Regions from separate parts of the Homo sapiens genome. Here region 1 is linked to region 2. Evidence: chromatin contacts called from ENCODE Hi-C or POLR2A ChIA-PET data. All regions are on one chromosome and are shown on one strand. Each heading gives the region's core, a stretch centred on a gene start or an enhancer-like site at or near the end of the contact. The rest is flanking DNA. Distances are from core to core; before and after follow the strand shown. Region 1 overlaps DOCK10 (dedicator of cytokinesis 10). Region 2 overlaps NYAP2 (neuronal tyrosine-phosphorylated phosphoinositide-3-kinase adaptor 2).

Region 1 (5,552 bases), core at 596-3,095, 790 kb before region 2:
GGAACAAAAGAAGAGTCTTAAGGGAATCATACAACATCAAATCCAGGTTTCTGGTATCGATGGCTCCCTTCCATGAAATCCTCTCCACTCTCTGTAGGTTTATTTGTTCATTCATTCAGTGAAAATTAAATGGGTACCTCCTATGTTTCAGTCACACAGAACTGAAAAAATTCAAGTAAAGTGCTTTCCCTCATTGAACTTACCTTCTAGTGTAATGAAATGTCAGTAAGCAAATAAGCAGAAAGACAACATATGTAACATATATATACACATATATGTATATAATAGGTGTGTAATATGATATGGCATCATGCAGTGATAAATGTAATTTCATTCTTGCATATGTTATCAGGACTTATTGCTTGAAGTGTGTTACTTGTTTTCTTTGCATGTACCATATTTGTTTTGTTTTTTTTTCTGTGCATCCTTCCCACATCCTGGAAGCTTTTTGAAGACATGAGCCACACCTATTTTCAGAGTTTGCTCTTTTCACAATGGTTTGCACATTGCAAGTTTTCCAATATATACTAGTATTTGCTGAAATGAATCCCATATCTAAAATTCACTGCTTAAAGCTCCACATGAACATATCTTTGTAGTGTTTTTTCTGCCCACATAGCTTATGTAGGTAGAATAAATGTATGTATGTGGGTATGCCTACTTTACATATGATAATACATCATTTCTTTGGGCATCTGTCTGTAATTTTGGACATTCCTCTGCCTCAAGTTAAACTTTGCAATTCATTAGCTCTGTGACCTGTGAAAGACACTCTACCTCTCTGAATTTTATTTTAATAAATGGAACAATCATAGTTCATGTTCCATCAAGTGCTGTCAAATAATATATTAGATGAAGAAAACCACAAGTATAATTTTGGTTCTTATTGTTCTCGGAAGTGAGATTTTCAGAACTTGAGTTGCTAATGCGAGGCTTACGGGTCATATTTGGCTTCTAGATTTGTTTTCCTTGTAATGTTCTTTCCCCTGCTCCCAATATGACTTGCTTTCTGTAGGCAGGCATTCTCCACGTCTACATAGTCCAAGCTGCATCTGTTTCTCACACCTGGCCTCTCTTCATGCATGCAGGGGGCTGCTTGACCTACAGGAGGTATCTGCATTTCTAGCCTTTGGTTAGTCACATGAAGCCACTGTCTTGGAACCCATATCCACATGGTGGCAGACTCAAGGAAATGAGCCTTGTCCACCACACTGTCCACACCCATGTAAGCCTGTCTAAAGTGACATCAGCTTATTATCATTGCTGAGATAGGGACCTAAAACAGATGAGATTCTTGGGCTGTTCATTCTCTTCTACAGTGGCAGAACCTGGAATGAATGGATGGATAGATGAATGAATGTGAGAATGAATGAATGAATACATGAACTGAAGGAACAAGATAGGATAACACAGGCCTAAATATCTCTTAGTCCCAGAAGAAAAAACTTGAAGCAGCAAAAACCAAGTTCTTTTCCAGATTGGGAGCATAGGCCCATAAAAAATATCTAATACTCTTTGATGATATTATGAAAAAATAGAAAACCATGATTAGGCTTTGTTTTGTTTTGTGTTTTTTTTGGCCAAGATTCAGGAAATTGTCAGTCATAAACATTACCTAAAGTCTCTGAGAAAGCTGGGAAGGAGTTTCTCTCTACTTGAGCCACCCTTGTAATATACGTCTAAGAATTCCAAAGTATTCTAAGGAAAACGATGATATGGATTAAGTCTGAATGAATCAAACTGAAATGGCATATTCACTAAAGATTATAATGAACTTGAACTCCCTAAGAATGCTGGATGCTAAGTAGTACTTTCTGAGGCAGAGACGTTGTTCCTCTTTTTTGTTTGATTCAACGGAACCTGGCAATGATTCTTCATAAAACTGGTCTGATTCATCCTAGTTATTCATTTGCTCTGTGCTTTTGTGTGTACATGATTCATCTTCAGGCACATTTCATGCCTGAGAGCTTACTAGAACTATGGTTAAACTGGCACTATTTCACTCAAATTCTCTCCAGATGTAAAAACTTACACATCTGGAAGAACTATAAGCAAATATGTAAGAACTGGGACCCACACACAAAGTGACAAGTGACCCAGGTTTTGTCTCCCCAGAGTGATCCCAAGAAACTGGTCCCTGCCTCTACAAAGGATGTAGAGAATACTGGATAAAGCTTCTTGATGAAGAGGAATATAAATGCAGGGATAGAGGTGAACTCTTTAAAAGATACATATGCCAAATCTACCTTGGGGAATATTATAGACAGGCCCAGCTTTTTCTGTACAGACTTACAGCCTGAGCTGAAAGAGTTCATCATTGTTTCATGTTCCCAGAGCATTCCATGGTCTCTGCCATTCATACCTCCATCATCGCTCTCGAGATATCGTGTGATAGTGAGCAAGTAGCGATGCCCCTCTCTGATTCTGACTTCAATAAAGAATTGACTTCCCCACACCTGGGTGTAGTTTCTAGCATGTCATAGGCACTAAGTGGGTTTGTTGAATGAATCAGTAGGTTAATGAATAAATAAAGACATAGATAAATTAACACACTTAGGAAAAAATATCCGGAACGTAAATCAAGGTTTTCTAGGAAGACTTTCCCATAATGGAATGTCTATATCCTAGGTTGTGACCTTTGAAATTAATGGAAGAATTAGGGGAGAAAGGCTAAATACACTATCTCCCAGTTCTTTTCACATATTAGCACATTGTTCTAGTTTTACAGATGAGGAACCTGAGATCAAATTGGTCAAGTAACTTACTCAAAGTCTTTGGGTAGTAAATGGTAAAACTAGGATTTGAATGCGGACTTGCATGAATCCCAAGCTTGTGTTTTCCCTTCAATACTCCTTTTTTTCCATGACAATGTTTAAGCAGAGACTGAAACACAATCTAAGTAAGAGATGATGGAGAAGCAGTTCCTCCATAGGAAGGTCAGATTAGAGCAATAAGTTCTATGATTCTTTGAAGAAGAAAAATATTGCATATTAACCTGGGTTTCTGCAAACTTAATATATAACAAAAGACTACAATGGTACTTCTTAAAAAATGATGACTCATTTGCTAGAGAAAGCTTTCAAGTACAAATGGAAAGGATAATATTTAACATTTTCTGCTCAATGTCTATAAAATGCAGTTATTGATCTTTACTGCTAACGTTTTACTTCATGTTTCTAAGGCCAAAAGGTGTCCTTTGTGACCAACAGTAGAAAATAGCCTCCACCCTCCATTAAGGTCATTATTGCCCTTTCCATATGGAAAGCTGGCATCTGTGTTAAAATGCAATTATCTTTCACTTGCAGCAGAGTGCTCAGAAACAGTTAATTTTTTCCTTTTAAAGTTCAGCTTTATTACTTCCTGGAAGAATTCCAGATTTTAACAGATAAACCATCCAGAAATAGGCCGGGACTAAATGACTGGAGAGAACTCTACTTGCATCCACATATCCAAGGGCCTCCAGGAGTGGTCTGTGATGTAATTTCAGCTCGTAACAAGCTAGGTGAATGCTGAGGTTTGAGGGTAACAGAAAGTACTTCTCTACTGGCCTGTGACCAGAAATAGAGTCCTGGACCTCAGTGAGCCAGTGCCATTGTGAAATTTGAGGGAAGGTTGCTAAAACACTTTTGATTGCTCCCATGATTACATAAAAGGGAATAAGGTCAGTTATTTCATCAGAGTAGGAAGCAGCGATTCGAAAGCCAAATGTCCAAATGGGGTCTATGGAATTATTCTGCTTCCCTTTGCCACAGTGGCCCGTGCTGAATTTCATACTAAGGACAATAATTTGAAGACCAAGAGCTTATAGAGAACATTATTTGTTAAAAGCACTATGTCTGCTTCTGAAATTAGACTCTCTGGAATCAGTGGAATCCTTGTCTTTGAAGACAGCCACCTCTTAGAAGAAAGATGCTGCATATGTACACTGTCAACTTACTCTATCATTATTACTTAATTATAAAATAACATATTTGAAGTGCGTATGTTAATACCATGTCATTTGCATATTATTTTACTGAATTTCATTATCTCAGGGGTTCTCTACATGGCAGCAAACATGGGTGCTAATTATCTGCTTGTCTTTGAATATCTGAGACTTGCCCCTGCCGCAGGGCCTTTGAACTTGCTGCCTTTGCTTATTCTTTTTTTGTTGTTTGTTTGTTTTTTGAGACAGAGTCTCTCTCTGTCACCCAGTCTGGAGTGCAGTGGCACGATCTCGGCTCACTGCAACCTCCGCCTCCTGGGTTCAAGTGATTCTCCTGCCTTAGCCTCCCCAGTAGCTGGGATTACAGGCCTGTGCCACCGCATCTGGCTAATTTTTGTATTTTTAGTAGAGATGGGGTTTCACCATGTTGGCCTAGCTAGTCTCCAACTCCTGACCTCAAGTGATCCACCCGCCTTGGCCTCCCAAAGTGTTGGGATTACAGGTGTGAGCCCCTGCGCCTGGCCCTCTGCTCATTCTTTGGTCTGTAGATCAAATGATCTCTCTTCAAAAATGCTCTTCTCCCTTATTGAGTATTAATATTCCTTTTCAACCTCACCACTCTTCTGTCTCCCTTTTGTTTCTCTGTTTATTTTCTTTATTGAAAAATTTACCAGCTGATTCCATTCTGCTTATTCATGTCTTTGCTTAATTCCTGTTTTTCTTTCTCTCTGGAAAGTAAGATTTGTGAAAGTAGAGATCCAGGCTGCCTTGTTTTTCACAGAATTCTTAGAATCTAGAGCAGCTCTTGGCTCATATCAGATACTCCATGAATATTTGTTAAATATACTTTTCAAATAAAAAAAAATCCCAAGGAGGAAAAGGGATGTCTACTCACCTGCACCACTCCTGTACAGGAATCCAAAAAGATGCATCCTTTGGGTTCTTTGGATATTTTCTCATCTTTGTAAAAGTTCATAATGTAGGAGTTATCTGGTAACTGAGTCAGCTGGAAGTAGCGCTTTTTGAATGACTAAATAAAGGAAAAGATATAAGGAGATATTCAAATTGTAATGTGCTATTACTCATAGAAATTAGAATTATTCTAATTCCTTCAGGAGTGCTATATTTCTAGGACATTTTTCTAGAGAAGAGCATCCTACTTCCTCATAAATAAAATATTATATGAAACATAAACTCAATGCAAATGGCTCTCTTCTGTGCTGTGACCAGAGGAGGGAGTGTTAAGAAGGGTGACAGAGATAAAGATGAGTCTTGATATCTCCTTACCCGAACAGTAACGGTGTTGTTCACGGTGCTGTTAAAATTCCCCTTGTAGAGCCAGCCGGACTTGAAAACACCAGTTCCTCCCGCTCCTCCACCCCCCTTGGAAGACGAGTGGGAAGTGGTATCCTGTAGGAAAGGCATAGTAGCATGACAGCCATCTTTTGTGGATCCTAGATCCTAGACACTGCATTTAAAAAAGAGACTCCTCTTCCTCTCTTTGACTCATCTTAAATAAGCATGTTCAATTTCAAAACAAACGTGACTCATTTTGACTAAAAGCCCTACCACCAACAGCTACTACAGCTTACAACAAACCGGTCAGAACTCGAAACTTTCAGTGCAA
Region 2 (5,962 bases), core at 2,214-4,713:
AGGAATTTGTGCAAGCTAAAAAAATCAGAGCTTAGTCCTCAGACTTCAGAATTTATAAGTTGCCTTCCTGTATTCAGCCAACAAATTCTTGTTGTGTACTGCTAAACACCAGATATTCTGCTAGATGCTTGAGTTTGAAGATGGTTGATATGACAAACTCCTGTGTTCAAAGAAATTTCAGCCTGATAAAGAAGCCAAATACGTGTGTGTGAATATATAAATATAAATATCATATATATTTAATAAGAGTGGGTGGGAGGCCTTTACAGTCAGACATAAGACAGTTTACAAAGGAGTGAGAAGTCTGAAGTCATACAATTTGTCAGAGAAATGCAAGCAGTTTAGCATTATAGGATTAACAAATGTTGAGGTGGGAAAAATTGTAGAAAAATGATTAGGGGATGAAGAGCATGTGGTAATGCTCTGGGAGAATTAGGAACCATAAGCATGATCATTATTACTCCCATTTTGAGGAAGCTGATTCACGTAGAAAGTCAAGTCAACAGAAATTTGCTAAGGAGCTGTCTCCTTTTAATTTAAATTCTGATTCCCTGAGATCATCTCACTTAAGCCTCAGATGACAGGGGGATTGTAGAAGAGAGCCCTTCCCTGAACAATTAGCATTACAAAAGAGGGCATTCTTAACCCAAATGAATCTTCAATGGATAGAATACCTAAGAGCAATCATTTGTTTCATATTTTCCTTTTGAAACTACTTAATAGAGATACCTTAATAGAGATGCTTTACAGATGCACGGTTGGAAGACTAGTATAATGTGTGTGCTTTTAAACACATACAGTTTTTTAAAATAATGTCACTTCATTTCTGAATATTTGAACATGACTATCCTAAGACCGAGTGTATTCTTCTAAACAATCAAACTCAAAAAAGCAGTCAGGTAATTTATAATAATTCACTACTACCTACTATCATCTAATATAAAGGGAATCCTCAAATCTCTACAAGGGCCCCAATATTATACCCCTCCCCAGTCTGGGATCCAATCAAGGATACGACATTACATATAGTTTTCAGTTTCTTTCTTTGTTTCTCCAAATCTCCTGAATCACAAATACTTCCCAACCTCATTAGTCTTTCAAGATAAGTGACATTTTCAGAGTCCAGAACGATTTTGCTTTTTTTCCAGAATGTCCCTTTGTCTGATTGTTCTCTTGTGATTAGATTTGAGTTCACCATGCTTAGCAAGAAAACTACATGTGATGACCTTCTCCAAGAGTCACACAGCAGATGACATCAGTTGGTTTCATCACTGGGACTGATGTTTGAACACAACATCAATAAGACTCTCTCTAGATTTGTCTACTCTATATACTCTGCGTACCAGGAGACTGAGGCCATGGGGGCTGCCTCAGATTTTCCATTAGAGGATCAGATCAGTGGATTGAGTATATTATGTTTCTTGTATTTTCTCTTAGAAAAAGAAGAAATCTAATTATGTTTTATCGATGTCTAAATATATTTGACCTAATGTTTTCTCATGTGACCATCACAACAGTCCTGCAAATCATAATCATTATCCCATCTCTGATGAGAAAACTGAGAAACAAAAGGCCAAGTGAAATCTCAAGTTCACAGAGTAATGGCAGATCTCGGCCTTGAACCCCTCTCTTCTTACTCTCAATGCACTGTCCTTTCCTGTGTGTGTGTCAGCTGCACTCTCCTGGGTATTATAGAGCAAACACATACTGAAGATTTCCTGTGCAGTTCATCACCACTAGAGGGAGGGAGAGGATCTCCAAAGTTAACATGTCTCCATTCATTTGGGCTAGAAATTACTTGACAAGTCAAACTATTAATGTAAGGTAATTACATACACAGGAATAAATAAAGAAAAAAATTGTGTCCTAATTGGTGTCCCCTGCTTTTTTTTTTTTTTTTTTTTTTTTTTTTTTTGCTGCTAATGGCTTAAAATTGATTGCATATGCATTAACTACAGACGTAATAGAGGATGATTAAGGACAAGTATGAATACCAAAAACTACATAATGAATGTCTGACTCATATTTTATTTACAGTGAGGTTTCAGGCAGGAACATGAAGTTGGCTGTTCTTTTACAATGTATGTTATCTACCTGAGGCATAAAGCATGTGGTACATGAACATACAGAGCAGATGTTAATTATTACTATTTTTCATGACTCTATCTCTTTCTTTTTACAAAAGAGATCAAAAGTCATTATGGCACGTGAATTTGGCTTTTATTACCCTGTATTGTTTTAAAATGAAAGGCCTTAACGTAGGTTTCTGCACATCACGTCTCTACCTACTACAAATAAGACACCATTGTTTAATTCATCCCTTAAAAGCTCATTCGTATGGACAAAAATGGGCAAAGCTAATCTCTATATATTTCAACTGATTATGTGTTACAAAAATAAACCCTAACTAGAGATAAAACTGGCAGCTTACATTTTCAACAACTTATTTTTCTTGATTACAATTTAAAAAATCATTTAGTGAGAAAAAAAAGGAAGAAAGAAACACAGTATTGTAATGTCAACCCTATGAAAACAAATATCCAGAATGTTCTGGGAAGAGCTCAGTTTGTTCTATAATTTGAAAACCACTGGGAACTGCTAAAGTGAATAACAAAAAAATCAAAATTTTATTAATATTTAAAATGCTGAAATGGAGAAAATTCAAAGTAGCATTCAGTTCAGTAGTAGAAAATGTGTAATTGTGTTAGACTTTAAAAAGAGAAAAATAACAATTTTTATTTCCGTTCTGTCCAGCAGTCAGATGATGTGCAAAGGGCAAGAAGGTTAAATAAATAGATACGATCATTCCAAAGACTCAAGTTGTTTGAAAGCAGTGTGAGCACACCTCCTCCAAGGAGAGTCGGGTTGTTATGAAGTACACCCAGGTTGCAGCGATTCACCTTACATGAGGGGAAGATGAAGAGCTCTTCAAATGAAGAAATGTGCTTTGCACATTCTGGCCCACTAAAACACTTTCTGCTCCAAACAGAAGTGGTATTTGCAGGCCCTACTTTGGAAGGTTTTATAGATAGGTCATGATTACTTCCTCTGACCAAATCCATTTTGTACAATCTTGCTATGGTTCTGTATCCTTGGCCTTCACAGTTGGTGTACATAGATGCCAAGGAATAAAAAGGATAACAGCCATCTGGTTCTCATCTCAACCAAAGAGGCAGGTTTAACTAGAGGAAATGGGTGCATGCTCGTGTGTCAAGTTATTTTTATTAGACCTGAAAGCAGAACCCTGGAATGTTGTACGGGGAGAGGTCATGCAATCTTTCCTTTGGAGACCTTTAAAACCACAGTAAATTTCCATATTGGTGAGATGATAGTAGTGTGGTTCTGCCTAAGAGAAAGGAAAGGATTACTAAATGAGTCTTTAGGCCATTTCAATGTAATTCTGCAGGAAATTCTAAAAAAGACCCTTACAAATTAATGGTCTTGGTTATGATTTTTATAGCCTTATGTCACCACAAAGGGGTGCTATTGCATTAGTTTATGTCCTTCCTGGGAAAACGTCTTCAGTATTTTCCAAAAAAAAAAAAAAAAAAAAAAAAAATTCCTACATAGGCTTTCAGCAATCATTTTGGCAGCATCAAGCAGTAATTCATTGTTTATCATGTGTTTTGGAATGACAGGGATCTGTATTAAAATCAATATTGCTAAGATTTCTTTGGATTGTTTACAGGCATACCTTGGAGGTATCATGGGTTCAATTCCAGACCATGGCAATATAGTGAATATTGCAATAAAGCAAGTCTCAATAATTTTTTGGTTTTCCAGTACATAGAAAAATTATTTTTACATTATAATCCAGTCTATTAAGTGTAAACATTGTGTCTAAACAATGTACATACCTTAATTAAAAAAATACTTCATTGCTAAAAATGCTAACGATCATCTGAGCCTGCATCAAGTCCTATGTTTTTGCCAGTAGAAGGTCTTTCCTCAGTGTTGATGGCTGCTGACTGATCAGGGTAGTGGTTGCTGAAGGTTGGGGTGGCTGTGGCAATTTCTTAAAATAGGACAACAGCAAAGTTTGCCACATCAATTTAACTCTTCCTTTTACAAAAGATTCCTCTGTAGAATGCAATGCTGTTTTTTTTTCTTTTTCCCTCCTTTACCTATGCCAAACCATATGATGCTGTTTGAGAACATTTTCCCCACAGTAGAATTAAAGTCATTTCTCTCAAACCCTGACACTGCTTTATCAACTAAGCTTATGTGATATTCTAAATCCTTTCTTGTCATTTCCACAATGTTCATAGCACCTTTACCAGGGGTGCATTTCATCTCAAGAAACCACTTTCTTTGTTCATCCCTAAAGAGCAACTCATCATGTGTTCAAGTTTTATCATGAGATTGCTGCAATTCAGTTACTTCTTCAAGCTCCCTTTCTAATTCTAGTTTTCTTGTTATAATTTCCACTTTACCACATCTGCAGTCCACTGAGGCCTTCAGTGCCTCAAAGTCATCCAAAAGGTTGAGATCAACTTCTTCCAAATTCCTGTTCATGTTGATATTTCAAACTCTTCCCATGAATGACAAGTGTTCTTAATGATATCTAGAGTGGTGAATCCTTTCCAGAAGTTTTTAAGTTACTTTTTTTTACCAAATTTATCAAATGAATCACTATCTGTGGCAGCTATAGCCTTATGAAATAGATTTCTTAAATAATAAGATTTCAAAGTCAAAATTACTCCTTGATTCATGGATTTAGAATGAATGTTATCTTAGCAGGCATAAAAACATTAATCTCCTTGTACATCTCCATGAGAGCTATTGAGTGACCAGGTGCATTGTCAATGAACAGTAATATTTTGAAAGGAATTCTTTTTTTTTCTGTGCAGTAGGTCTCAACATGGGCTTTAAATATTTAATAAATAATGCTGTAAACAGATGTACTGGCATCCACACTTTTTTTTTTCATTTCTAGAGCACAGGCAGAGTAGGTTTAGCATAATTCTTGAGGGCCTTAATATTTTGAAATAGTAAATGAGCATTGGCTTCAACTTAAAGTCACTGGCTGCATTAACTCCTAACAAGAGAGTCAACGTGTCCTTTGAAACCAGGTATTGACTTCTCTCTAGCTAGGAAAGCTCTAGATGGCATCTTCTTCCAACAGAAGGCTGTTTCTTCTACATCAAAAGTCTTTTTAGTATAGCCACCTTCATCAGTTATTTTAGCTAGATGTTCTGGATAACTTACTGCTTCACCTTACACTTTTATGTTATGAAAATGGCTACTTTCTTTAAACCTAATCAACCAATTTCTGCTGGCTGCAAACTTTTCTTCCATAGGTCAGTCACCTACTTCAGCCTTCGTATAACTGAAGAGCTAAAGCATTGCTCTGAATTAATTTTTGGCTTAAGAGAATGTGTGGCTGGTTTAATCTTCTACCCACACCACTAAAACTTTCTCCATATCAGCAAGAAGGCTGTTTCACTTTTTAATCATTCAAATATTAAGTGCAGTAACACTTGTAATTTCCTTTAAGAACTTTTCCTTTGCATTCACAACTTGGGTAACTATTGGCAACAAGAAACGTGGCATTTGGCCTATATTGACTTTTGACTTGCCTTCTTCACTAAGCTTAATCATATCTACCTTTTGATTCAAAGCGAGTAATGTGCAGCTTTTCCTTTCACTTGAGCACTTAGAGGCCACTGTAGGGTTATTAATTGGCCTAATTTCAACATTGTCATGTCTCAGGGAAGAGGGAGGCCTGAGGAGAGGAAGAGATGGGGGATATTTGGTTGGTGGAGCAGTGAGAACACGTAAAGCACTAATTGATTAAGTTTGCCATCTTATATGGGCATGGTTCGTGGTGCCCCCAAGCAATTACAATAGTGACATCAAAGGCAATCACAGATCACCATAAACAGATATAATGTTTTAGTCTGTTCTCACACTGTTAATAAAAACATACCTGAGACTGGGGAAAAAAAAAAAAGAGGTTTAA

Evidence for each region. A loop is a pair of places that touch in the nucleus more often than their neighbours do. ChIA-PET counts read pairs that join two places held with the same protein, here RNA polymerase II (POLR2A). Pooled maps may share reads with other maps.
Region 1: a map of CD8-positive, alpha-beta T cell shows a loop between it and region 2 (5-fold over the local background). The contact joins two enhancer-like sites. A Hi-C loop is called at or near these places in 4 of 168 maps with a recorded cell type or tissue (CD8-positive, alpha-beta T cell, GM12878, IMR-90 and 1 more) and 12 of 50 pooled maps. POLR2A ChIA-PET finds 5 or more read pairs at or near these places in 2 of 52 experiments (activated CD8-positive, alpha-beta memory T cell and activated T-cell).

The regions. Positions count from the first base shown.
Region 1 is chr2:224,880,851-224,886,402 of GRCh38, forward strand. It overlaps DOCK10 (dedicator of cytokinesis 10), which reads right to left. Exons shown (of 56, transcript NM_014689.3): 6 at 5,213-5,335; 7 at 4,821-4,955. Among named protein-coding and RNA genes, the nearest start is that of MIR4439, 130 kb to the right of the region's middle. RefSeq lists an enhancer at 5,323-5,372. Within about 2 kb of position 1,846, at least 4 of the 41 ENCODE cell types and tissues checked have a DNase peak (open chromatin) inside an H3K27ac peak, as active enhancers do.
Region 2 is chr2:225,667,073-225,673,034 of GRCh38, forward strand. The region is part of intron 7 of NYAP2 (neuronal tyrosine-phosphorylated phosphoinositide-3-kinase adaptor 2); the gene reads left to right. Among named protein-coding and RNA genes, the nearest start is that of NYAP2, 270 kb to the left of the region's middle. RefSeq lists a silencer at 1,631-1,680. Within about 2 kb of position 3,464, at least 2 of the 41 ENCODE cell types and tissues checked have a DNase peak (open chromatin) inside an H3K27ac peak, as active enhancers do.